Regions from separate parts of the Homo sapiens genome. Here region 1 is linked to region 2. Evidence: read pairs that join two places in POLR2A ChIA-PET (ENCODE). Cell type or tissue: CD4-positive, alpha-beta T cell. All regions are shown on one strand. Each heading gives the region's core, and the rest is flanking DNA. Links, peaks and the distances in the headings are about the cores only.

Region 1 (11,441 bases), core at 5,307-7,806, 400 kb before region 2:
CACAACACACCGATGTGACTTGTTCCCAAGTCCGTCTCCCTGGCAGACCCCGACCTCCTATGGGGTGACAGCTGGGGTCTTGGACATGTCCCATTCCTAGGCTTGCTCAGCTGCCTGGGGGCACCTGTCCAAGTTTGAAGTGACAGTAATGGTGGTGGCTCCTGTGTCAGGAACCATTTGTGAGGAGAAAGCCTGGGGGTGGGTCAGATCCCTACAGTTGAACTTGGGGCATTTGGGGTGACTAGGGCCTTACACTGACTTCCCCAGGGCACCAAACAGGATTTGGAACTCAGTAGAGTGGCTGAGCTACCAGGGCACCACACTGCTGGGACAGCAGAGATGCCCACACACCCCTCACTCTCTTTCTGTGGCACCAGATGTGGGGGCCTCAAGGAAAGCTGTAGGGATCCCCAACCCTATTGGGGGATCCTCCACATCCCCAAGACACCCTCTGCTTGATGTCAGGCCTGGCCAAATCACTCACTCAGCAGAATCCTAGACACCTAGTGTGAACCCCGCACTGTGGAAGAGGAAAGGTGATCGGGCCTGGTCCCAGCTTTCAGGAGCTCCAGGCTGCGAGGCAGACAGGTGCACAAACAACGCAGACACTGCAACAAATGCTATCAAACACCATATACCAGGCGCATGGTGGGGTGGTCACGGCCAGCTCACCCTCCGACCCAGGCCCACAGTGGGGGCTGGGGCAGGTGAGGAATAAATGGAGGGAGAGGGCTTGGTGTTTGGGCCTGGGGGTTTCTGCTTCTTGGTGGAGCTTCTAGAGTTGCAGCTGCCCCCAAATCTGCCCAGTTAAGTGATGGGTGGGCAGGCAGAGTTGCAGCTCATCACTACCTCTCCTCCCCACCCACTCCACGGCAGCAGCTGCTTGCTAATGAGTAAACCAGGCTGGCAGGCTCTTTGTCTCTGCTGTCAGGGATGTTTCCGGATGGGGCTTTATTTTGGCTTCTGTTTTTCTCTGTGTTAACAGAGAAGGAGATGGCTTCAACGTCATGGGGTTTTCCCAGCAATTAGTCTCAGAGCAAACATGCAGCAAACCAGGATTTACTGAGTTCCTTCCTGCCCCTCCTCCACCCCAAGTGACCACTTGGTCGGCTGCCACTAGGGTCAGAGCTGGATGTGGTTCCCAACCCCTCCTCCATAGGAGGAGGAAGTCTTGAGAGCAGGGAACTGGCTTGGTCAAGACCAGGTCAAATGTACTCACCACTGGCCTTGTACCCACAAAGCCCCTTTTCGTACCTGGTAATACCTGGCTCTCCACCCACAGGAAGGCAGAGAGGGAACACCTGAGGCTCAGGCCTGACTTCCCACACTGCTCCTTAGCTGCCAAGGAGGAGGACGGGTCTAGAAAACTCAAATTGAATTCCCAAAAAGCTCTCCATTGCCCCCAAGTGACCCTCTTTACGGGTCTACCTGGACCTCTGCAGCCCACACAGCTTTTGTGCAAATGGGGAAAGAGGGACCAGTTAGGTGATGGCATCCCTGCAGCTGCACAGCTTGGCAAGGAGGGCACATGCTGACCGCCTCTGCTTCACCCAATCCTGGAGGGTCTCGATACCTCCTTATTTTTAAATTTTTTGTAGAAATAAGTTCTTGCTTTGTTGCCCAGGCTGGTCTTGAATGCCTGGGCTCAAGTGATCCTCTCGCCTCTGCCTCCCAAAGTGCTGGGATTACAATACCTCCTTCTTGTCCCTTCAACCCTTCCCCACCTTTGAGCAAGAAAAAGAAAACCAGGGCCGGGCGCAGTGGCTCATGCTTGTAATCCCAGCACTTTGGGAGGCTGAGGTGGGCAGATCACTGAAGGTTAGGTGATCCCTGAAGGTTAGGAGGGCTTTGCTGCAGTGTGTTCCTGGCTGCCTCTCAGGCTGTCCCTCCACAAGGGAGGGTCTGTATGTGCTTGTGCTGCCTGCGTAGGGCCTTAATCACAATTTGTTATCTCAACGAGTCAATCACTCTACAATGAAATAAAGAGGAAGAGGCCAGGCCTGGTGGTTCACACCTGTAATCCCGGCACTTTGGGTGGTCAAGGCGGGTGGATCACCTGAGGTCAGGAGTTGGAGACCAGCCTGGCCAACATGGTGAAACCCTGTCTCTACTAAAAATACAAAAATTAGCCGGGGATGGTGGTGGGCGCCTGTAACCCCAGCTACTCAGGAGGCTGAGGCAGGAGAATAGCTTGAACCCGGGAAGCAGAGGAAGCAGTGTGCCGAAACTGTGCCATTGCATTCCAGCCTGGGCAACAAGAGCAAGACTGTCATAAAAAAAAAAAAAAAAAAAAAATGAGGAAGAGAGCTTCAGGCCTGCCGCGTTCCCCACCCCTCTCAGGTCCAGTCTAGACTTGGAAGTGAGTTGTGCAGATTGGGCAGTACACAACCCCCGGGGGCCATTCTGTTGGTAGGCTATGGGAATGTGCCCCAGTGGTGCAGCACACAGCCCAGCGGCTCTACGGGGCATCCCTGTAAGGAAAGTTCTGTGCATACAGCTGCTGACACTCAGCCCAGGCTCAAAAAGAGAAGACAAGGAGAAGTCCAAGACTCCTCCCAGATCATGGAGCAAGGGGTGATTTCAGGACCCCATTGCCATGTGGTCTGGCTAGTGGCTGGCACGGCCTGGAAAACTGCACGCATTCAGCCTGCACAGTCAGGAAAACTACCCCAGGCCTGCCTGGCTAGGTGGATGCAGCCTGGGGTTAGCCTCAGAGGAAGGGAGACAGATGGCAATGATCCCAGGGAGCTTCCCAGCTGGGCAGGAAGGTTCTGAGACTGCTTCCTTTGAGCGTGCAGGAGCCACTGTTTCCTTTGAGCATGCAGGAGTGTGCAGTGACCCCCGGGGACTGTGTACTGCCCAATCTGGGTTCGCAAAGGAGGAGGACAGTTAGGAGATGCATTTTTAATTTTTTTTTAGACGGAGTCTTGCTCTGCCACCCAGGCTGGAGAGCAGTGGCTTGATCCTGGCTCACTGCAACCTCTGCCTCCCGGGTTCAAGCGATTCTTCTGCCTCAGCCTCCCCAGTAGATGGATTACAGGCATGCGCCACCACGCCCAGCTAATTTTTGTATTTTTAGTAGAGACAGGGTTTCACCATGTTGGCCAGGCTGGTCTCGAACTCCTGGCCTCAAGTGATCCACCTGCCTTGGCCTCCCAAAGTACTAGGTTTACAAGTGTGAGCCACCGTGCCTGGCCAGGAGATGCATGTTTTTTATGGTGCCCAAAACAAACGAGATTGATGTTCTAGCATTTTCTATGGAGCAGCCCACTCTGCATCCATTTCCCCAGCATAGAACCAGAGACAGGGACTTCCAGGCCAGCCTGCCCTTGAGAGAACCACATACACAAAAACAAAACCCAAGGTGTAAAATCAGTGCCACTGCTCACACGGACAGGGATCTTGTGCTTTCAAAAGCCTTTACCTAAGTGTCCCTCTAAATGGCAAAGCACTCGATATCTTGAAACATGCATTTGATTGACACACATTCAGTCTGCACAAGCAACTTTAGGAACACACTGGGTTTGGCAGGGGGTCTACCTCTGGAAGGGACAAATTGCTCAGTACTTCCTAATTCCCTGGCACTTAGTAAGTGCTCAATAAATCTTACCTATTATTAGTAGTATCATAACTAATAATTATCAAAAATGGCCAGGTGTGGTGGCTTCGCCTGTAATCCCAGCACTTTGGGAGACAAAAGTGGGCAGATTGCTTGAGCCCGGGAATTTGAGACCAGCCAGGGCAACATGGCGAAACCCTGTCTCTATTTTTCTTTAATTAATTTTTAAAATTATTGAGGCCGAGTGTGGTGGCTCACACCTGTAATCCCAGCACTTTGGGAGGCTGAGGGGGGTGGATCTTTTGAAGTCAGAAGTTCGAGTTCACGCTGGCCAACATGGTGAAATCCCATCTCTACTAAAAATACAAAAAAAAAATAAATAAATTAGCCGGCTGTGGCGGTGCATGCCTGTAATCCCAGCTACTCGGGAGGCTGAGGCAGGAGAATCGCTTTAACCCGGAGGCAGAGGTTGCAGTGAGCTGAGATCTCGCAACTGCACTCCAGCCTGGGCACAGAGTGAGACTCCGTCTCAACAAAGAAAAAAAAAATATATATATATATATAAAATAAAAAATATATAAATAATATAAATATAAAAATATTATATATAAAATATATAAAAATAAAAAATAAAAATATATAAAATATTATAAAATATATATTATACACAAAGAAAACATATATATTATATATGTATTTATATTTATATATTATATATATTATATATTTTATATATATATATATATTTTTTGAGATGGAGTCTCACTCTGTCACCCAGGCTGGAATGCAGTGGCGCAATCTCAGCTCACTGCCACCTCTGCCTTCCGGGTTCAAGTGATTCTCCTGCCTCAGCCTCCTGAGTAGCTGGGATTACAGGTGTGCGCCACCAGAGCCGGCTAATTTTTGTATTTTTAGTAGAGATGGGGTTTTATCATGTTGGTCAGGCTGGTCTCGAACTCCTGATCTCAGGTGATCCACCCGCCTTGGCCTCCCAAAGTGCTAGGATTACAGGTGTGAGCCACAGTGCCTGGCCTTTTCTTTTTTTCTTTTAAATTATTGAAATTTTACAGCTCAGAGACAGGGCCAGGGCCAGGGGCCTTTGCTCCTTCCAGTCTTAGCAGGCCGGTAGGTCTGCTAATCACTTCCTTTGGAGCGACTGAGGGTGCACAGACTCTTCTCACTGAACACAGCACCCCCGCCACCACTGGGGTTTAAACCCAAGCCAAAGGCAATGCCTGGGGACTCACTCGAGTGGCACTTACCTTTGTGAGACTCAGCTGAGGACACTTGAACTTCCGTGTACTGCACGTCTGAGTTCAGAGGCTCTGCTCAAAGAAACCACAGCAGCTTGTTGTTTAGGTGGAATCTCTTGTGGGCACCTCAGATCATAGAAGTAGAGACTTTCTTTTCTTTTTTTTTTTTTTTTTTGAGACAGAGTCTCACTCTTTCACCCAGGCTGGAGTGCAGTGGTGTGATCTCAGCTCACTGCAACCTCCACCTCCCGGGTTCAAGTGATTCTCCTGCCTAAGCCTCCTGAGTAGCTGGGATTACAGGTGTGCACCACCATGCCCAGCTAATTTTTGTATTTTTAGTAGAGACGGGGTTAATTTTTGTATTTTTAGTAGAGACAGGGTTTCACCATATTGGCCAGGCTGGTTTTGAACTCCTGACCTCAAGCGATCCGCCCACCTCAGCCTCCCAAAGTGCTGGGATTACAGGCATAAGCCACTGCCCCCGGCTAGATTTTCATTCAGGTTATTAAAGTATTCTGTATTTTGAGGGGGCAGCCAGACACAGGCTTAATTCCATTCGGGATGAGGAAGGGAGTACGAACCCCGCACTGGTCCCAGAGGCAGATACAGGGCCTCGGGGCCCATGGTTTCCTCCCTGACTCCTCTGTTACCAGGATGTGGAGGGACCCTCTGGCCTAGGTCCCTGTTTCTACAGTGGGGGGACTTGGAACAGGTCAGTAGAGACAGAAAACAGCCCAGTATCAGCCCCAGCAGTTCTCCCAATTCAGTCTCACTCAAGATGCTGGAAGCCTTCTCCACAGCCACAGGCAAACAAAGCTACCTCCAAGACTGAGAGGATTTCGGGAAATGGGGAACAGGGGTCACTACCCTAAAAATACTTGGAGAGTGTGAGGCATACACGTGAATGAAATCACTCAGGGTACTAAGGTGAAAGCTAGAAAAGTAGTTTGTCTTCAAGTCAAAAATAACATTACTGTTTTGTTTTTAAAGCCCTAAAGAATAGGGATTCTCATCAGCTACCAAAACAATGATTCTGCAGTCAAAGATACATTTCAGGCTGGGTGTGGTGGCTCATGCCTGTAATCCCAGCACTTCGGGAGGCTGAGGCGGGCAGATCACCTGAGGTCAGGAGTTCGAGATCAGTCTGGCCAACATGGTAAAAATCCACCAATACTAAAAATACAAAAATTAGCTGGGCATGGTGGCACACACCTGTAATCCCAGCTACTTGGGAGGCTGAGGCACGAGAATGGCTTGAACCCGAGAGGCGGAGGCTGCAGTGAGCCAAGATTGTGCCACCGTACTCCAGCTTGGGTGACAGAGTAAGACTCTGTATCAAAAAAAAAAAAAAAAGAGCCAGGCGCAGTGGCTCGCGCCTGTAATTCTAGCATTTTGGGAGGCCAAGGTGGGCAGATAACAAGGTCAGGAGTTTGAGACCAGCCTGGCCAACACAGTGAAACCCTGTCTCTAGTAAAAATACAAAAATTAGCCGGGCGTGGTGGCAGGCGCCTGTAGTCCCAGTTACTTGGGAGGCTGAGGCAGGAGAATTGCTTGAACCCGGGAGGTGGAGGTTGCAGTGAGCCGAGATCGCACCACTGCACTCCAGCCTGGCTGACAGAGCGAGACTCTTGTCTCAAGAAAAAAACAAAAAAAAGAAAGAAAGGAAGAGACCTTAACAGAATCCTTTCTCTTTGTTAGGAGCCTTAGCTCCCATGGCAGCAGCCCAGAGCGAAAGGAATTTTGAAAAATGATTTAGTCCAATCCCTCAGTGCTTCAGGCAGAAGAGAGCAATTTATTGTCCATTGTCTTTAAAAATCACCACCTCAATGCTCAAGAAAAAAGAGGTCCCACTGCCTTACCCAGTAGCTCATTATGAGTCAGGAAGTTGTTTTTTGAGTATAACCCAGTTCTTCCCTACTTTGATTTAGGTGACTTTCCCACTGAGGACACTAGATAGCATCTCTGGTGAAAGCAGCTAGCTACCTTCATTGACACATCGGCTGGGTACAGGGTCATTAAGAGAGGTGGGAAATTATCCACAGTCCTTCAAGTTTTAGTTTTCTTTTCCTATGAGTCTTTTTTTTAATGTAAAAGTTGGTTCTAATAAAAACATGTAATTAGATAATTACCTTTATTATCATTTATTGGTTTCATTGCATGGTTTCTGACATCGTCATTGTGACCTAGTTGAAAAATAACAATTAGGGTGAGTGACAAGGGAAATTCTAGTTTTCTAAAACCTTTTAAAAATTCAGTACCCCTAACAAAGTCAAGCCTGATTTATTCAGTGTAGTGACAACCAGCACTGTCTCTGGGTCCTGGGTCCCCTCGTTGGCCCTCCTGTGGGCTCCATTTGACCTGCTGTGTAGTCTTTTTCTTTTTTTCTTTCTTTCTTTTTTTTTTTTTTTTGAGGCAATGTCTTGCTCTGTCACCCAGGCTGGAGTGCAGTGGTGCGATCCCGGCTCACTGCAGCCTCCTCCTCCCAGATTCCAGCGATTCTCCTAGTCTCGCTTTGTTGCACAGGCTGGTCTCCAACTCCTGGCCTCAAGTGATCCTCCCACCTCAGCCTCCCAAAGAGCTGGGATTATAGGCATGAACTACCATGCCTGGCCTGAATATAGTTTCTTTCTTTCTTTCTTTTTTGAGATGGAGTTTCGCTCTTGTTGCTCAGGCTGGAGTGCAATGTTGAGATCTCAGGTCACTGCAACCTCCACCTCCCAGGTTCAAGGGATTCTCCTGCCTCAGCCTGCTGAGTAGCTGGGATTATAAACATGTACCACCATGCCCAGCTAATTTTTTGTATTTTTAGTAGAAACAGGGTTACACCATGTTGGCCAGGGTGGTTTTGAACTGCTGACCTCAAGTGATCCACCTACCTCGGCCTCCCAAAGTGTTGAGATTACAGGCGTGAGCCACCGCGCCCAGCCTAGAATATAGTTTCTTAAACAATATATTTGCTCGTTTCTATTTACTGACACATTACTTTTATTACTACAAATATTTTATTTTCCTTTTTTAAAGTTTATGATTCAGTACTATATGAATTACTCAATTCTTAAAACATATTTCTCAAGCAAAATATGTCTCTGTAAAAAGTATATCCTAAAAATTTCTTATTTTGTGAGACATTTATAGAATTAGAAAAGAACATGAGCATTCTATGACCAAACCTGCTGATAAAGCAAGAAAAGTGGCTGGGCTCAGGGGCTCACACCTGTAATCCCAGCACTTTGGGAGGCCAAGGCAGAAGGATTTCTTAAGCCCAGGAGTCTGAAACCAGCATTGGTAGAGTGCCATCTCTACAAAAAATAAAAATTAGCTGGGCATGGTGGCACATGCCTGTGATCCCAGCTACTCAGGAGGCTGAGATGGGAGGATCACCTGAGCCTGGGAGGTAGAGGCTGCAGTGAGCTGAGATTGCACCACTGCACTCCAGCCTGGGAAGACCCTGTCTAAAAAAAAAAGAAAGAAAGAAAAGAGGAAGAGTGTTCCAAATTTGGTCTGGGACAGGACTTTTTGTGATGTAATTATAGCCCCCTCTGGGAAGTAAGTAGCATCCCTGCTGAAATGCTTGAGCAATTTTCTTACTAACCTGGGATTAAGAACTCCTAGGACTGGCTACTCATTCAGCTGAGCTGACCCTGAAGCTACTGATGAGCCTTATGAATAGATATTTCTTAGTTGGAACACTTTATTTATGCCTTTACTGAGAGAATATTGAAATTGCATTCCCTTTGTGGCAAATTTGAAGTAAAACTGTCTTGTGCTTGTAATAATTCCATCTGAGAAGATGTTTTACCAATGTTTTCATTCAATACCTGGTCTCTGTCTTGAAAATGGAGAATTATAATATTACGCTGGAGCAATGTTCAAAGTCTTTGAAGGCATTATGATTATTCTCCATATTTCTTCTACGGGGAGTTTGGAAGGTGGCAAAGTTAGAATAAAATATGTTACCTTTCCTTTTACGTTTCCGTATATTACATGGCCCAGTGGCTGATGAGATGAAGTACCCTGTTGAAGCCAGGGTTTCTCTTCCAACTGTAATCCCACCACTTACATATTCTGCTTCTGAGAGGGCTAAGGAAGTATGTAGCAAGTTGGGGGAAATTAGAAATGGCAGGAGAACATGACTTTACCGTAATGACTGTTAGCTTCCATATTGGGATCTGACATTTTCTCGTTGTTGGAGTTCAGAAGTGGTACTGCTGGCCTTAAAATGAAATATAAAAACAGAAAACAATATATAGATATATTTGTTGTTGTTATTGTTCTAACCCCAAACCACCAAAGTAAACAAGGGAAGATCATGAGAAAACCAGGAAGAGTTTTCCAAGGTAAGGAAAACTTTACTCTCTCATTTGGAAAACAAATATTTTTTGGCAGCTCCAAGGATTATGTAAAAAAACTTTTTTTTTTTTTTAGACAGAGTCTCGCTCTGTCACCCAGGCTGGAGTGCAGCAGTGCAATCTCGGATCACTGCAGCCTCCGCCTCCTGGGTTCAAGCGATTCTCGTGCCTCAGCCTCCCGAGTAGCTGGGATTACAGGCATGCACCACCACGCCCGGCTAATTTTTGTGTTTTTAGTAGAGATGGGGTTTCGCTGGCTAGGCTGGTCTTGAACTCCTGACCTCAGGTGATCTGCCTGCCTCAGCCTCCCAAAGTGCTGGGATTACAGGTGCGAGCCACCATGCTTGGCGGTGATAAAACTTTTTCCTATTAAAATAAACATCAGGACCAAAGCACACATGAATACCAGGAGTCCTTCACAGGCTACTACCAAGCCCCTGAAATTCTTATCCCACGCTACTGTTTCTCTCTGGAACAGAGCAATCATTTCTATACTTTTGGATTTGGGATTTCAACAACAGTAAAGGTAGTAAAACCATTTTTTAAAGGCCAACTCTATTTTGTCAAATTTTAAAAAATTTATCTACTACCATTATAATTTCATAAAGAAAGGGAGATTTCACAAATAATCATGTAGGAAGGACATGATCTCAGAATAAAAGCCATTCCTTCCCATGAAAGGACAATTGGCATTCTTCCACGGAGGTACACACACACACACACACACACACACACACACACAACTCACACACACAACTCACACCCAAGGAAGGCCTATATTTTTCTAAGTTTGCCAAGAGCCACTGAAAACTTCCTAATGACCAGAATCTCCCTCCAGACATGTCCACCGTGCTCACAGAGCAGCCGCCCCCTTCTTACAAATACACTCACCTGGACATTTCCACTGGCATCTGCTTGGCTTTAAAACAGAAAACGAAAAACCAAAGTCAGTATACAGTACCCACATCCATACCACTATAATGGCCAAAACGCCAATGGCTTTTGCACTAACCTAATAGATAGAAAACACTTTTCTTTTCTTTTTGTTTTACTCCTAGTAAGCTGTGAAGGAACACTCTTTTCAGCTACGTTTGACTTCCCAGAAGATTGAATACCCAGAAAAAGAGAGAAAAAGAAGCCAAATATATTCACTCTTTTACAAAAGACAGAAAAGAAAGAGGTATTCTCTTGGTCTTATACCAAGATATTTCCCCAGAAACATGATATCTTGACTATTTTAGCCAGAAGTGATTTTTGTTAGTGAAATATGATGGAAAAAGAGACAATGATATGGGAACCAGATTAGCCAGATAAGCAGGCAGCTCTCTTCCTCTCTCTCTCTTTTTTTTTTTTTTTTTGAGACAGAGTCTTGCTCTGTTGCCCAGGCTGGAGTGCAGTGATGTGATCTGGGCTCACTGTAACCTCTGCCTCCCAGGTTCAAGTGATTCTCCTGCCTCAGCCTCCTGAGTAGCTGCAATTACAGGCACCCATCACCACGTCTGGCCAATTTTTTGTATTTTTAGTAGAGATGGGGGTTTCACCATGTTGTCCCGGCTAGTCTTGAACTCCTGACCTCAAGTGATCTGCCTGCCTTGGCCTCCCAAAGTGCTGGAATTACAGGTGTGAGCCACCGTGCCTGACCACTCTCTTTGATTCCAGATAATTACAAAAAGTAAAGGCGAAATCAATCCCTGCGTTTGTAACTCGAAGCTGGCCTAAGATCAACGCCAGGGTGTGCTCTATCTTCCTTGATGGGTGGCAGCTTTCCTGACAAAAACCAGGGCCCCTCCTCACCCCATCTTCCCCTCCCATCCTGGGCAGCAGCACCAGAGGCTCCAAAAGAACCTACCTTATCCCACAAAAAAATTTTTGCAGGATTTACTGATGCTCTGCCCTTTTCCTTGAGTCTTGGACAGCTGACTCTGATTCCTGGTTATCAGCAGGTGGTCCTGGCTGCTCAGCCGGGCTTACTTAGCTAACCCCAAGCATAGGGTAGAAGTCACAGCACAACCACCAGGTTAATTACAAAGCATTCAATGTGTGTGTGCAACATGTGGGTGTTATGCGCATGTTTGTGTGTCTCCAAGACACTTGCACCCCACTCTACACGCATTACAGGACTAGGTGTGGACAAATCTACAGAAATGGCTTCTTCTAACCACACAAAGATGCAATTTCCCCCCAAATTTATCTTTTCTGGTTTGCCCAATGAGGAAAATAATAGCTTTCATTTTTGCCTAGCTGAATCCAGGGGTCAGAAAAGCACCACGCATCCCTGGC
Region 2 (11,441 bases), core at 3,994-6,493:
GGAGACAGAAAGAATGAAGAACTTTCTTTGTTAGGTAATTTAGCAATGTCAGTAATAGCTTGCTAGTTAGTTATTCCCGCTCAATCTTCGGGTGGGGCAAGAATGAGGTCAGCCTCTTCTGTTTTAGGCAGAATTCTAGAACATGTAACAAAAGGAAACTGCTTGGCTCCATCCCACCTCTAGAGATTTGTTCTCTCCAAGGCCTGCCTATAAATCTCCCAGGGTGGGGTTCCAGAAGCATGGTGCCCCGGCAAGCCAAGTTTGAACCTCCCAAGCAAATCAGCATTGGAATGTTGGTGGTGTCACAGGATCAAGAGCCATCTGGAAGCCAGCTGTGACTTGGGCTGATTCCCATGGTTTCCTATGAGAAGGGCAAGTATGATCACTACAGCAGAAATACCAAAGAAAAATGGCAATTGTTACCTCTGGAGCAAAGAACAAGGCCTAGAGCAGAGCCAGTTCCTAAAGAGAATGACAGATCTGATAATGCTGGTGAAGGCCAGGCAAGTTCTGTGCTTCCTAACCAGTTAGAAGCCTTTCCTCCGGCGGCGGCAGAGCTCGGATCCAGAGTTTGGGAAGTGTGGGACTTGCCTCTCTGAGACCTGGCTGTCAGCAGGAGGATGAGGAGCCAAACATGTCCCATTGTTACCACCCACCCTCTGGGGCTTGCAGGGAAACTGAACTCCTGGCCAAACGAGAAATATAAACCCTTGCCATCTTCTCTTTCCGAGGACAAAGGCACCACAGATTTTTAGTGTGTTTCATCATGCTTTTGGAATGAATGTCAACCAAATGCCATCTTTTAGGGACAGTGGCAAAAACGCCTGTCCAACTGGAGTTCTTTAGTCAATGGCAGTTACAGTCACTGATCTGAGGTCTTAAACTACCTATTAGGCTCAGGGAGTGACATTAAAAAAAAAACAGCAGCCGGGCGCGGTGGCTCATGCCTGTAATCCCAGCACTTTGGGAGGCTGCAGTGGGTGGATCACAAGGTCAGGAGTTCGAGACCAGCCTGGCCAACATTGTGAAACCCCATCTCTAAAAATACAAAAATTAGCTCGACCCGGTGGTGCATGCCTGTAATCCCAGCTACTCAGGAGGCTGAGGCAGGAGAATAACTTGAACCTGGGAGGTGGAGTTTCCAATGAGCCAAGATTGCGCCATTGCCCTCCAGCCTGGGCAACAAGAGCAAGACTCCGTCAAAAAAAAAAAAAGAAAAGAAAAGAAAAAAGCAAAAAGCATATTTACAAATGTGTAGAAAATAGGCTGGGCGTGGTGGCTCACATCTGTAATCCCAGCACTTTGGGAGGCCGAGGTAGGTGGATCACCTGAGGTCAGGAGTTCAAGACCAGCCTGGCCAATATGGTGAAACTCCATCTTTACTAAAAATACAAAAATTAGCTGGGCATGGTGGCGGGTACCTGTAATCCTAGCTACTCGGGAGGCTGAGGTGGGAGAATTGCTTGAACCTGGGAGACGGAGGTTGCAGTGAGCCAAGATTTCGCCACTGCACTCCAGCCTGGGCGACAGAGTGAGACTTTGTCTCAAAAGAAACAAAAAAAGAAAAACAAAACAAGAAAAAGAAAAGAAATGGAAAGGAACTACACCTGAAACTCATAATATTTTGAAGGTAGCTCTGCCTTTGAGGGCCTAATTTTCCCCAGGCTGTGATCCCCTTTCTTTGAAAAGCACCCACATGTATTTAACAGTAAACTGTGCATACAGTTTCAGAGGTTCAGGAGCCCCATAACCTATCTTGGATCTCAGGTTACACAGGTTAAGAATTCTTATTCAGGCCAAAATATAAAATCCAATGGTAGAATTTTAGGTTATTATTTTAATTGTTTTAGGTTATTATTTTAATCTTTGTGGTATTCTGTTTTTCAAATTTTCTAAAATAAGTATTATTTCTGTAACTACCAAAAATACATTTTAAAGAATTACCAGAAAGAAAAGAAAGAGAAAAGGAAGAAAAAAAGAGAAAGGAAGGAAGGAAGGAGAGAGGAAGGGAGGGAGGGAGGGAGGAGAGAGAGAGAGGGAGAGAAAAAAGAGAGTGAGAGAGAGAAAGAAGGAAGCGAAGGAAGGAAGGAGAGAGGAAGGGAGGGAGGGAGGGAGGAGAGAGAGAGAGGGAGAGAAAAAAGAAAGAGAGAGAGAAAGAAGGAAAGGAAGGAAGGAAGGAAGGAAGAAAGAAAGAAAGAAAGAAAGAAAGAAAGAAAGAAAGAAAGAAAAAGAAAGAAAGGAAGGAAAATGAATTAGCTTTGTGTTCCCTAAGTTAATCTTTGCTGAGTGGTTGAGACGTTGGTTGAAAGAATGGGCAAGAACAGAGTAGGGTGACAGTCATTGGTCACTTACAACTTTAGTCTAAGCCAAAGGGTTGAAAAAGACCATCTTGGCTGGGCGTGGTGGCTCATGCCTGTAATCCCAGCACTTTGGGAGGCCCAGGTGGGTGGATCACTTGAGGTCAGGAGTTTGAGACCAGCCTGACCAACATAGAGAAACCCGGTCTCTACTAAAAATACAAAATTAGCCTGGTGTGGTGGCGCATGCCTGAAATCCTGGCTACTTGGGAGGCTGAGGCAGGAGAATCTCCTGAACCTGGGAGGCGGAGGTTGCAATGAGCCAAGATCATGCCATTACACCCCAGCCTGGGCAACAAGAGTGGAACTCTGTCTCAAAAAAAAAAAAAAAAAGAAAGAAAAAGACCACCTCATTTATACACAGTTTTCTACATTTCTCCTATATTTCAATAGTTTTGCTTTTAAAATATGTATTTTTTGCAGCCACAATCAGGAGATGCCTTCTGGGTATCATACCTTGACCATTAATTTTAATTTTGAATTGATTTAAAGTTTTCTTATTCATCCAATCTTTCCTCATATTCCCTTGTTTTTATGGATAAGCTTCCAATATTTCTGCCTAAACTTGTTCAAGTTCTAAACATGAGTTTCTTCATAGTAGAAAATATGGCTTTGTGGTGGCTGTCTCAACAGTCAAGTGTTTGCTCATTCAAGAAACTTCATTAACACTAGTATTAGGGCCCTATCAGGTATTGATACTGACAAGCTTCCATCACCAAGTTGGACTTGGGTGGTTCAGTCCTGTTCTCATGGCCAATGAGAAGTTAGGTGAGGAGGTGCTCCAATTAGTCTGTCCAATAGAATTAAGAGAAAGGGAACCAGTGGGCACAAGAAGACAGCTGGACCTCTCACTGGGATACTGCAAAGGCTAACAGCCAGTCTAGGAACTTAGTCACAGTGGGCTCTCCTTGAGCCAGTTCCACTGTTCAGAGAGCTATGCCAAGCCCGTAAAAGACCTAAAGGCTGACAAAACATCTGACTTTTCAGTAGAATCCCATCATTAAGTATGTAAACAATCCAGTATGGTCATCTTATGTTGATGTGTATCTGATTGATAAGGGGAAAAAAAAGAAGAGTAATAATCAACTTAGACTAGAAGGTAAAATATATCAAAACAAGAGTCTATGTAAGAACAAACAGAAATCTTTGGTGTTAAAAGGTTGGAGGCAGCCAGGTGCAGTGGCTCATTCCTGCAAATCCCAGCACTTTGGGAAGCTGAGGCAGGAGGATAGCTTGAGGCCAGGAATTTGAGACCAGCCTGGGCAACACAGCGAAACTTTGTTTCTTCAGTTATTACAGCTATTCCCAACAACAAAAAGTTTGGAATAGCCGTAATACTCATCTAGGATATTTCTATTATGTAGGAATTAGTATCTATACTTTTCTTATGCCAGCACTGAGCTGCCCCATCAAAAGGTCTTTCACTGACATAATAAAGAGGCAGGATTTGAATTCAGACAGATCTGGCTCTTAAATACCAGTCCACTTCACTGCACCATGCTACCTCCCACAACTAGGATGGGAAAAGACATTTACGATTGTGAAAAGCCTGGAACGCACGAACTGATCAGTTTAAGAGGGTTCGATGCATACACCTCCCACACAGTGTTATGAAACTGTCCCAAATATTTAGGAAGAACTGAGCGTTCACAGACACTAGAATTAGCTTTCAAACTATGCCAACATGTCGTTTAACATGCAAGTGCTCAAAATTAAATTGCACTTCTGCCCTCAGAAAACCCTAGTTGATAGCTTGGGTGTTTCTTATCATCTTTATTAGCTGGGGTTATGAAACTTAAATGGGTGATGTTGCTAAAACACTTTTCTCTAACACTTTCCCATGGGGAGTTAGAGGCAGGCTGCATGATTTGGCCGGGTTTTGTTCATCACAAATTAGGTCAACATCCCAATCCCAAAAGAAATCACCATTAGTGAAATGACATGTTTCAAGGGCTTTCCAAAATCAGTCCACCGGGTTTTGGCAAGCTCCAGCAAGGGTGGAGAGGGGTAAGGGGCAGCCAGGCCTTAATGGCCTTCTGAAGTTGGGTCCTGTATCTGACAAGGTTTCCAATGGCTCCTATGAACAAAACTGACTTTGCTCTTACTGCTTTTATGCAATTAAAGAGGCCAAATGCTGAAATAAAAATCTCACTTAACAATGAGGATTTACAGTAATGAAAAAATTATCCCGAGTTTTTTCTTCAGTGATGATGCAGTGACAGAAAGATTGAGGATGAGAGGGGAAAAAATCAACATTAGGAAACAGAATGTTGATTTCCTTTGTCCTAAAAATGCAATATAGCAATGAAAGAATCAATACTTTATTAAATGTTTAACACTGATGTCCAATCTTTTAAAGTTACCCTTTTAAGATTATTTCAACAAGCAAAATAAGTCTTAGCAGTTTTTACTTTGATAATTGCCAAATGATATTAGGAATATTACCTTTCCTCCCTTGCTTACAACAAAAACAAATACAAAAATGAAAGTTATAGGTAAAGATATATAATTTATCAAAGTGTTTTTTTGTTGTTGTTTTTTTTGTTTTTTTGAGACGGAGTCTTGCTCTTGTCACCCAGGCTGAAGTGCAGTGGCACAATCTCGGCTCAGTGCAACATCCAACTCCTGCCACCACGCCCAGTTAATTTTTTGTATTTTTAGTAGAGACAGGGTTTTGCCATATTGGGCAGGCTGGTCTTGAACTCCTGACCTCAGATGATCTGCCTGCCTCAGCCTCCCAAAGTGCTGGGATTACAAGCGTGAGCCACCGTGCCCAGCCTATCAAAGACTTTTTTTCCCCTATTTTTGTTTAATTTATTTAAGACCACCTCCCTACAATTTCCAGAGAAAAAATACAAAACAAGAAACAGACTTGGTTTCAAATACATAACCAGGTGCTGGAGTTTAAAGCATTACTGATAACATTGTTACAGAAGAATGGCAGCTTACTGCAGGACACTTCAGTATTCCTGAGGAATAAACATGATTTCTCTTGTCCTCCCACTGGGACGTTCTCAGGTGAAGTCACTGCTCCTGCTCTTTGACATATTTTCCATGTAGAAGATATGGAGCCTGGAAATCATGCTGACAGTTGGAGTAAGCCATTCCTAATCCCATGCCAGAACTGAAGGCTAATGGCCACATTCTTCTTTTAAAGAAGTGAGAAAACAATTCCTAATCCAAAACCAGTACCTGTCTTCACCACCGCATCTGCCAGGCACTGGTCCCACTTCCTGCTGAGCTCCAATTCCAACATGTTCCCCACCCATGCCTCTAGCTCTCCTCTCCGCCAGCCCCTGCACTCTTTAACACTACCAAAGTCTTAAATGACATTTCAAACTGCTAGATGGCCGGGCACAGTGGCTCACACCTGTAATCCCAGCACTTTGGGAGGCCAAGCTGGGTAGATCACTTGAGGTCAGGAGTTCGAGATCAGCCTGGCCAACATGGCTAAACCCCATCTCTAATAAAAATACAAAAATTAGTCTGGTGTGGTGGTGGGCACTTGTAATCCCCGTTATTCGGGAGGCTGAGGCAGGAGAATTGCTTAAGCCGGGAGGTGGAGGTTGCAGTGAGCCGAGATTGCGCCACTGCACTCCAGCCTGGGAGACAGAGTGAGATTCCGTCTCAAAAAAATAAAAATAAAAATTAGCCAAGTGTGGTGGCGGGAGCCTGTAGTCCTAGCTACTCGGGAGGCTGAGGCAGGAGAATCTCTTGAGCCCGGGAGGCAGAGGTTGTGGTGAGCCAAGATCGCGCCACTGAACTCCATCCAGCCTGGGCAACAAGAGCGAGACTCCATCTCCAAAAAAAAAAAAAAAAAAAAAAAAAGCTTTCAAACTGCTAGGAAACTAAAAATGTTGGTACATTAATAAATCACTAGCAGTTTAGACATTAACACTGCAAGAGGGAGAAGTTGGTGGCTACACAATGTTTTTATCGTGACTTTTACAAATCAAGCTGGTTATAAAGTCATTCTGTCATTCTCAAAGATATTAAGTTACCCACAGATAAATTAAATAAAAATCTCCCAATGCCTCTACGGATCTAACCACTCCAAGGAAACTAGCATGTTAAGCATTTTATCTAAGATATGAAAAAAAAAACTTTTTTGGAAACCAGCTATCTCCTGTTCATTACCTCACTATTGAGTCATGCTTCCTTTAACAAATCCAGACCTTACGCTTTCTATCCTGTCTTTTACACTAGTCTTTCTGAAGCCATTAAAACTCTCCCATGTTAAAGCAAAAATCTAGGATGTCCAGGTTTACTTCCCCATCACCTTTTCTCAAGCTGAAGACTTTTGGATTCAGTATCCAAGAAGGGACTCGAGTTGGGGAGAGGAAGAGAGGAGCAAGTAAGTAGGAAAGGAAGGGCAGTCTGTACTGTTAATGTCTCTTCCCCCTCCCCTTTATGGGAGCCTTTGTACAGGAAAAGCTGAGAAAGTGATCCACGGTTCCAAACAAAATGCTCTATGCTTACGAGGACCACGTGTAACACAGGGGTTTAGTGTTCCATTTTATTTTTTGTTGTTGTTTGTGTGTGTGTGTGTTTGAGACAGTCTTGCTCTGTCGCCCAGGCTGGAGTGAAATGGCGCAATCTCAGTTCACTGCAACCTCCGCCGCCCAGGTTCAAGTTATTCTTCTGCCTCAGCCTCCCAAGTAGCTTACAGGCGCCCACTAGCGCATCCGGCTAATTTTTGTTTTTTGTGTTTTTTTTTAAGTAGAGACGGGGTTTCACCATGTTGGCCAGGCTGGTCTCAAACTCCTGACCTCGAGTGATCTGCCTGCCTCGGCCTCCCAAAGTGCTGGGATCTGGCCAAGATGGTGAAACCCCGTCTCTACTAAAAATACAAAAATGAGTCGGGCGTGGTGGCAGGCGCCTGTAATCCCAGCTACTTGGGAGGCTGAGGCAGAGAATCGCTTAAACCTGGGAGGCAGAGGTTGCAGTGAGCTGAGATCGTGCCACTGCACTCCAGCCTGGGTGACAGAGCGAGACTCCATCTCAAAAAGAATAGTGGTGATCAATCTATATTGTACAAGAGCCCTTGGGAATTACATTTTTAAAAAAGACACAAGGTGGACCCTCATGCCCCTCATCAACGAAACAGAACTGGGTACATTCCCAGGTGAGGCCCACGTGCAGCCATGATTTTACCTTGGAATCCCATTCAGCCTTGAAGTTTGGGAGGAATGAATTCCACTTGTAGCTCCAGGAGAGATTTATGATTAAATTTACAGTGTTTAGCGCATCTCCCTGGCCAAGGAGACTTAAGGAGACACTGGCTGAGGGTTTCTGGAAAATTTTATTCATTCTTCTGTAAAAACTGCAGCCAGGACTACCTCTGGTTAATCCCATCAGTTTGGACGGGTTACCTTTCACTAGCAACATTAAAGACCCCAAATTAGAAAGCAACACATAGGCATGGTGAAGTCAAGAAAAGGGTGGACTTGAATGTTTATTTACAGGATGCTGCAAGATAGGAAATTCCACATAGAAATTAGAAACCTAGTCAGAGGACAAGCTTCATACAGTATGTACAGTTGGAACTGTTCAAGTATAGTTTCAGTGTAAAAAGTGCTACAATAACAAACCACATTTAAGAAAGAGTTCTTAGTAGAGAAACAATAAGACAAAATACCAAACATAGTACACAACAAATTTATGCCTCAGCTACATGATCTAAAAGTTAAAGGTCCCAGGAGCCCCATCCTGAACTTGGAAAGTGTAGCCTTCAGAGGTAGTTTCTGGCACAACGTTTTGATCTTCCTCTTCCTGGAAATATATTAAAAAATAAGTATAAAAATAATAAGTATTCCAAGCAGCAGCCTACCTGAAGTCTGTATTTAATCTCTAGGTCTTGATCTGCATATTACACCTTTAATCCTGTATGGTATTGTAGTATCTGACATAGGGGAGGGAGGGTCTCTGAAACTTTGCCAATTCATAAGTGCTAGCTACTACAGTAACAGAAACAGGCCGAGATTTTTTTTCTTCCCCAACCGTCACTTTTCAATAGGAAAAGACTGTATTAGGCCCAGAGCATGGTGGTGGGTTTGGCCTACTTCTCTATCACCTCCTACAATGACACCCGTTAACTTACCCTCAAGATATTCTAAGATTCTCAAGGCTGTTCATTTGAAACTAATCTGGTGACTTTTAAAATCTCACCTCAACGCCAAGACCAAGGTGCGAGGGCTTATTGAGATCATCTCCAATGCAGCAGGGTACGAGAATATCCCCATCCAGCACCATGAAGAAAACTTCCTGAGGCAGTTGGCTCAGAAGGTCCCTGACAAGCTGAATAACCCTAAGTTCAATGATCCGCACATCAAGACCAACCTGCTCCTGCAGGCTCACCTGTCCCGCATGCAGCTGAGTGCTGAGTTGCAGTCAGATACGGAGGAAATCCTTAGTAAGGCAGTCCGGCTCGTCCAGGCCTGCGTGGATGTCCTCTCCAGCAATGGGTGGCTCAGCTCTGCTCTGGCAGCTATGGAATTGGCCCAGATGGTCACCCAAGCCATGTGGTCCAAGGACTCATACCTGAAGCAGCTGCCACACTTCATCTCTGAGCATATCAAACGTTGCACAGACAAGGGAGTGAAGAGTGTTTTCGACATCATGGAGATGGAGGATGAAGAACGGAACACAATTCTTCAGCTGACTGACAGCCAGATTACAGATGTGGCTCGCTTTTGTAACTGCTACCCTAATATCGAACTATCTTAGGAGGTGGTGGATAAGGACAGCATCCGCAGTGGCGGGCCAGCGGTGGTGCTGGTGCAGCTGGAGCGAGAGGAGGAAGTCACAGGCCCTGTCATTGCGCCTCTCTTCCCGCAGAAACGTGAAGAGGGCTGGTGGGTGGTGATTGGAGACACCAAGTCCAATAGCCTCATCTCCATCAAGAGGCTGATCCTGCAGCAGAAGGCCAAGGTGAAGTTGGACTTTGTGGCTCCAGCCACTGGTGCCCACAACTACACTCTATACTTCATGAGTGATGCTTACATGGGATGTGACCAGGAGTACAAATTCAGCATGGATGTGAAAGAAGCCGAGACGGACAGTGATTCAGATTGAGTCCTGAGGCATTTACTCTTGGGTAAAGGAGAGTTGAGCCTGAATTAGGAATGTGTATATTGTAGGGATCCTGGTGGTTATGGGGACCACGTCTGTGGGCCTGAGGTCTGGCCAGCCAGGGCTGGTGCTGTCCCTGCCCACATCCACTTCCTTTTCCCTTGTTCACACTCTGGATCCAGTGACAGCAGGTGTCACGGGTCAAGCATAAATCATATATAGCATGTTCAGGCATGTTACTGGTAGTTCCTTTTGAGTCTGACATTCTAATAAAATAATTTGTAGAAACCAAAGCTAAATAAATAAATAAATAGATTTTATTACCATCAAGCCAAACATCAGAGGGGCAATAAGTACATTACGTCCTATGCACACTGATATTTTACTATATTTAACAAAGATATGAGGCTCATTTTTAAAAGTATGAGGGAAAAAAGGGCTCATGGCCTTGGCTTTACATTTTTCCAAGTTGTTATTAATATTACCATCCATTACTCACCTCTACAGAGAAATACTTCTCAGTTAAGCTTAATGAAGCCTTATATACAGACTCATTTTCATGGTTTTGTAGAGCTTCAATTTTGTCTACGCCTCCACATTCTTCAATCATTATACTAAGTTTCTCAGTTTCACCTAGTTTCTCAGCAGCCTAAAAAAAAAAAAAAAATCCAAGTTTACTGGCGTATACTCTGAATGTTTTAATGAAGAAAACATCGAAAATTTGAATATTGATATGTCAGGCAGAAATAAGCACCTTAACAGTTCCTTCATCAAGCCTATCATAGTTTTATGTCCATTCTATATTTTGTTGAAACTCAGTGTGATTGGATCTGTACCTACTCTTAGCAGTACTTCGACTGGAGCCAGAGATCTTACAATCAGTAGCTCTCAACCTTTTGTATGTATCAAAATCACATGGGCCACTTTTTTTTCTTTTTTTCTGTTTTCTTTTTTTTTTGAGATGGAGTCTCGCTCTGTTGCCCAGGCTGGAGTGCAATGGCGTGAAGTCGGCTCACTGCAAGCTCCGCCTCCCGGGTTCATGCCATTCTCCTGCCTCAGCCTCCCAAGTAGCTGGATCTATAGGCACGTGCCACCACGCCCGGCTAATTTTTTGTATTTTTAGTAGAGACGGGGTTTCACCGTGTTAGCCAGGATGGTCTCGATCTCCTGACCTCGTGATCCGCCTGCCTCAGCCTCCCAAAGTGCTGGGATTACAGGCATGAGCCACCGCGCCTGGCCAACGTGGGCAACTTTTAAAACAACACTACACTCCAGTTCAACTGGTCTGCTATGGGAACAGGGGCGTATTGTTTCGTAAAGCATCCTATATCATCACAAGGTGTAGTCAAGGTGTCTAAGGGCAAAGATGGCCTATGGAGTGCTAAACTAAATGTCTCCGAACAGAATGTGTGTTGGTATTAAGGATTTACGGGGCACATGGAATGGTATGTAGGTTAGTTTTTCTTTAAATTTTCAACTTTTAAGAGATACATAAATATCTATAGATGAAATAACAGATTTGCTTCAAAATAACTTAGGGGATTAGATGAAGGAAAGAAGAAATACTGGCCACATACTGACAAATTATTTATACACAGTGACAGATACACCAGCATCCATTATTGTAGGCTCAATTTTTTTTTTTTTTTTGAGACAGTTTCACTCTTGTCACCCAGGCTGGAGTGCAATGGCGTGATCTTGGCTCACTGCAACCTCCGCCTCCCAGGTTCAAGCAATTCTCCTGCCTCAGCCTCCTGAGTAGCTGGAATTACAGGCGCCTGCCACCACGCCCAGCTAATTTTTTTAATTTTTAGTAGAGACGGGGGTCTCATTATGTTGGCCAGGCTGGTCTTGAACTCCTGACCTCATGATCCACCCGCCTCGGCCTCCTCAAAGTGCTGGGATTACAGGCGTGAGCCAACATGCCCAGCCTGTAGGCTCAACTTCTATATGTAAAAATTTCTAGAATCCAAAGTTGATGAGAAGGGCTTACCTACCACCAATCACTACGGC

What was found. Peaks named below come from ENCODE experiments on the same cell type or tissue, not always from the same donor. Only the 100,000 strongest peaks of a DNase experiment are listed, where the experiment ranks them.
Region 1: POLR2A ChIA-PET joins it to region 2 with 5 read pairs; 3 of 35 experiments call an interaction of 5 or more read pairs at or near these places.

The regions. Positions count from the first base shown.
Region 1 is chr17:64,343,439-64,354,879 of GRCh38, forward strand. PECAM1 (platelet and endothelial cell adhesion molecule 1) reads right to left here. Exons shown (of 16, transcript NM_000442.5): 10 at 10,053-10,080; 11 at 8,952-9,025; 12 at 6,942-6,995; 13 at 4,822-4,884. Among named protein-coding and RNA genes, the nearest start is that of PECAM1, 42 kb to the right of the region's middle. In CD4-positive, alpha-beta T cell, for the core only: no CTCF peak of the experiment used is centred there; a DNase peak (open chromatin) is centred at 6,713; H3K27ac peaks cover 361 bases.
Region 2 is chr17:64,741,880-64,753,320 of GRCh38, forward strand. It overlaps the pseudogene MICOS10P2, the pseudogene ARHGAP27P1-BPTFP1-KPNA2P3, the pseudogene KPNA2P3 and the pseudogene LOC101929240. Among named protein-coding and RNA genes, the nearest start is that of MIR6080, 33 kb to the right of the region's middle. In CD4-positive, alpha-beta T cell, for the core only: no CTCF peak of the experiment used is centred there; no DNase peak of the experiment used is centred there.